Linked DNA regions of Mus musculus: region 2 is linked to region 1. The links are chromatin loops, found by intact Hi-C in ENCODE. Cell type or tissue: left cerebral cortex. All regions are shown on one strand.

Region 1 (2,500 bases):
TGTACTAAACATTTTTTAAAAGACTTGGTTCCCCCCACCCCTGGAGACAGGGTTTCTCTGTGTAGCCCTGGCTGTCCTCCAACTCAGAGATTCAGCTGCCTCTGCCTCCCAAGTGCTGGGATTAAAGGCGTGCTCTAACACCACCTGGCAAGACTTGTTATTTTTAACTGTGTGTTTCTGCATGTCTATGTGTGAGTAAATAAATGCACATGAGTGCAGGCTCCCAGAAAGGAGAAAAAAGGCTGAAGGTGTGGGTTACCTGCCTGCCATGGGTGCTATCAACTGAACTCTGCAAAAGCAGTGGGCACTTAAACTAAATTTTCCTGTGTTCTTTACATTTAGACACCTTGTCTAAATTCTACTAGTTTCATGATCTCTGAGATTTCTTTGGCCTACTTAGTGTTCTCTGAAAACAGAGCTTTTGGTTACAAAGTTAGCTATTTTGTCCAGCATATTAAAGATAAAGTGCCACAAATGTGCTCTTTGTGACCTATGTTGGGGTTACTTCTGGAAAGGAAAAGATGATGATATAGATGTCCATATATAAAGAAACACAATTCACAAAGACACTTCTTCCAACTTAGAACAACTGAGACACATAGTAATTACTGTAAATGACAAGTTAGTTTTGGAGCTTGTACAAATTTTAGTATCATAAAAATGTTAAGTTTCTACAGTAATAATCTTTAACTAAAGCACCGTGAATATGTTTGGGTAATACTAATATATAATTCAACAACAGTTAAGTTAAAGTATTATTTAACACCAAGAAAATTACCATGCAAGCAAATTATTCTATTTTATGCAGACAGGCCAATCATAATGCTCTCTATTCTCTAATAGCTTAAAATCAAAAGATAGGTAGGGTGTTTTAGTGCAGCATAGGCAGCCAGATCCCTGAGTGTGAGGCCAGTCTGATCTACAGAATGAGTTCCAGGACAGCCAAGATTACACAGAGAAACCCTGTGTTTAAAAATTAAAATAAGGGCTGGAGAGATGGCTCAGCAGTTAAGAGCACTGACTGCTCTTCCAAAGGTCCTGAGTTCAAATCCCAGCAACCACATGGTAGCTCACAACCATCCGTAATGAGATCTGACGCCCTCTTCTGGTGTGTCTGAAGGCAGCTACAGTGTACTTACATATAATAAATAAATAAATCTTTAAAAAAAAAATTAAAATAAAAGCCTGGTCTACAAAGTGAGTTCCAGGACAGCCTGGTTACAGAGTTACAGAGAAACCCTGTCTCGAAAAACCAAAAAATATTGGGAACAAAACACCCATGGAAGGAGTTACAGAAACAAAGTATGGAGCTGAGATGAAAGGATGGACCATGTAGAGACTGCCATATCCAGGGATCCACCCCATAATCAGCTTCCAAATGCTGACACCATTGCATACACTAGCAAGATTTTACTGAAAGGACCCAGATGTAGCTGTCTCTTGTGAGACTATGCCGGGGCCTAGCAAACACAGAAGTGGATGCTCACAGTCAGCTAATGGATGGATCACAGGGCTCCCAATGGAGGAGCTAGAGAAAGTACCCAAGGAGCTAAAGGGATCTTCAACCCTATAGGTGGAACAACATTATGAACTAACCAGTACCCCTGAGCTCTTGACTCTAGCTGCATATGTATCAAAAGATGGCCTAGTCGGCCATCACTGGAAAGAGAGGCCCATTGGACACGCAGACTTTGTGTGCCCCGGTACAGGGGAACGCCAGGGCCAAAGGGGGGGAGTGGGTGGGTAGGGGAGTGGGGGTGGGTGGGTAAGGGGGACTTTTGGTATAGCATTGGAAATGTAAATGAGCTAAATACCTAATAAAAAATGGAAAAAAAAAAAAAAAAGAAAAACCAAAAAATAAAAATTAAAATTAAAAAAATATACCAAATGATAAAATGTTACTATTCACTGTTTCATTTTTTGAGAAGGCAATGATTGTTTGATTACTGTGACAAATACATTATGCTCCTATATTCATCTTAAACATTTTCAACTAAGCTCTTAGAATCTACTCTATTTTCTCAAACACATAGGCAGAACCTTATATATTGCATAATATAAACACATGATCAACTTTTACCTTTGCTTGGGAATTCCATGTCAGTTTCTTTTCTAGTGGACAAATCGACAGGTTTGTCCATAGTCCCAGAAACAGGGGATGAGCTACTGTGTTTGGTATCAGAATCAGGTTCTTCAGACTTACAGCCAACAGGGTTTGTTACTTCAGTCTCACCTATATGCTCAATACCAACTCTATCAGTCACTTTCTCATTCTGGGATTTCTGCAAAAAGGAAAGAATAAAACATATCATTAAATCATCCTCTACAGTCACCAAAAGAAATAGAAAAATAGTAGGTAGTTTCTATAAAGTTTGGTATGTGTTCTAAAGATTTATTTATTATTTATTTTATGTGAGTACACTATAGCTATCCTCAGACTCATCAGAAGAAAACATCAGATCCCATTACAGATGGTTGTGAGCCACTATGTGGTTGCTGG
Region 2 (2,500 bases), 68 kb after region 1:
ACACTGTTACAGATAACAATAATTGTTTTGAAGTCATTTTGTTTCTTTTTCTTTTTTCTTTTTCTTTTGGAGACAGCTTCTTTCTATGTAGTTCTGGCTCACCTAGAACTCTCTACTTAGGCCAGTCTGGCCTTGAACTCACAGAGATCTGCCTGCCTCTGCTTCCTGCATGCTCGGTCAAAGGTGTATGTATACTATCACATCCAGCACTGAGGTGATTTTAAAGAACAATGTTAATAACAAGAATAATCCCTACCCATGTATTTACAAATATGTTTTGTACATTATGACATTTCTGAGTTTGGCTTTCCATTTTTTTTTTTTTAACAAAGAAACTAACGCTGATTCAAATGTTACATGTTGCCAGTTGGTAAATGAATACTTGAGGGGCAGTTTGGTTTAAATGGTGGTAAGAGGCTTGAATGTACAGGCCTGTCTCATGTGCAGGCTCAGACCAGCTTTTTTGTCACAGTGTGGCCTAGACACTTTTTCTCTGCGATCTTTAAATAGTAGTTGGAACAGTTTTAAAGTAGCTCTACATCTATCAACTGTTGCTGGTCTCTGGTTTCTCTGCTGCCCAAAGTCATTTAACTGGGGAATTCTGGGTCTTGCCTGTTTTTGGAACTACATGTACTCTGTAACTATAACTAAACTAAATATTTTCCCAATGTTTTCTTAGAACAAAAACTATTTTTGGTGGCAAAAGCTTAAAATATATGATTCCTCCTTTAGTGAGACTAGTTCTCTTGTTTGAAGTTTATATTTGCCTTTTAATTCTTCAACAAAAGGAAATAAGAAAATGAAGCAAACCTTCTTTTCAAGTTCAAACCACCATAAAGAAAACCATGAACTAATCATGTCAGTGATCCAACAGAACGTCCAAGACTGAAGCATACCCATACAAAACAAGAGTAAGAGTCTGGAAACTCAAGGAAATGCCTTCACAAGCGGCAGGGAGTGAGCATACAGAGCACTGCAGAGGACAGTGTTGCTATGCCATCTAGGTGGCTTTGCTCAGCCAGAAGACATGCTGCGAGCACGTGTGGTTCTAAAACACCCAACACTCCACTTCCTCAGTTAAATAATTTTAGGTAAAGAAACCAAAGACCACAGCAGTTAATTGCCATAAAATACTTTAAAACTGTTCCCACTACTATTTAAAGGTTGTAGAGAAAAGGTGTCTCTTGGTCACACTGACAGAAAAGCTGAGCTGCGGCAGATATGTACATATTACACAGCCCTTGGTAAGTATGGGTCTCATTAAGCTTTATACTTGTAAAAGACAAAAGAACCAAGTTCACACAGGACGAGTATTTCAATCTCTATGGCCACAAAAAACCAAAAAACCACGCTTAAAAAAAAAGACAGAACAACAAAAAGACACACAGAAAAGAAAGGCATCCTAAGAGACTAACCACAGAGAAGCAATGAGAATGGAGTAGGAGGGACAGAACGTTTACAGACACACTGGCTTTCTCTTTCTCTGCTTGTCCTTATCCTTTGCTTCTCTCTCCCGTTTGGCAAGTCGCCTCTTAAACTCTTCTGGCATTTTCTCATAACAGTATTTGCAGACTGGCTTTAGATCAATTTCAACAAACTTATCCCTTTGAGTGGAACAAAGAAAGGACAGAACAGGAACAATTAAAGAAGAACATGTACTTTCAGAAGGACTCAAGAGAAAAAGAGACAGGAATCAATCACTTCCCCTTTTACATTCTAAATGGCATCTAAATCTTTTAGCTTTGGTAATCACAATGGACTGGACCCAGTACTTACTTGAGTGTGAGTTTGGTATTGCAGGTGGAGCAGGCAAAGCAGCTCACACACCAGGCCTTGTTGAGAGCAGAGACCACTGTGGGGAAAGAGATCTGGTCACACGGGAGCATTTCACTGCGGGAAGAGGGCTTCACTTCCCCACCCTGAAGAACGCGGACGGCTGCTCCCCATGCACCTAGAGGGGGGCTCAAGCCTTCTTTCCTGAGAGGTTCCTTTCCTCTAGAGACAGAGTCCTACTGTGTAGCCCAGGTTGGACTGAACTTCTGGTCTTCCTGCTTTATCCTCCTTGATTACGGAATTACATATGTGCACCATCATGTCTGGTAAGAAGTTTTGTTTTCTCCCTTGCAAAAGCACAGCCCAAAAGCTCGATGCTCCTCGTATGCTTCTAACCAATTTACTTTTTATTATTATGGCTATCTTTTCACCTGCTTTTTTTTTTTTTTTTTTTTTTTTTTTGAGGCAGGGTCTTATTATGAAGCTCTTGGCTGGCCTGGAACTCAACAACATATGGACCAGGCTGGCCCTAAAGTCATAGAGATCTCCTGTGTCTGTCTCTTGAGTGCCTGGCTTTTTTCACATTATTGGAAAGGTAGGTTATGATTTAAGCAAGACTATTTCTATGTTTTCATTTTTTTTGCATGCCTTTGTGCATGTGTGGGTGCACATGCATGTGTGTATATATGAAGTTTTCTTTGATCACTCTCCATCTTATTAATGGAGG

Evidence for each region. A loop is a pair of places that touch in the nucleus more often than their neighbours do. Peaks named below come from ENCODE experiments on the same cell type or tissue, not always from the same donor. Only the 100,000 strongest peaks of a DNase experiment are listed, where the experiment ranks them.
Region 2: a loop joins it to region 1, with 2.1 times the contacts of the local background. A loop is called at or near these places in 2 of 42 quality-filtered maps.

What each region holds. Positions count from the first base shown.
Region 1 is chr10:58,485,462-58,487,961 of GRCm38, reverse strand. Ranbp2 (RAN binding protein 2) reads right to left here. Exons shown (of 29, transcript NM_011240.3): 24 at 2,081-2,282. Among named protein-coding and RNA genes, the nearest start is that of Ccdc138, 11 kb to the left of the region's middle. In left cerebral cortex, a CTCF peak has its summit at 1,132 (motif pointing left); no DNase peak of the experiment used is centred here.
Region 2 is chr10:58,417,751-58,420,250 of GRCm38, reverse strand. Lims1 (LIM and senescent cell antigen-like domains 1) reads right to left here. Exons shown (of 11, transcript NM_001193303.1): 9 at 1,777-1,852; 10 at 1,465-1,604. Among named protein-coding and RNA genes, the nearest start is that of Lims1, 25 kb to the right of the region's middle. In left cerebral cortex, no CTCF peak of the experiment used is centred here; a DNase peak (open chromatin) is centred at 1,471.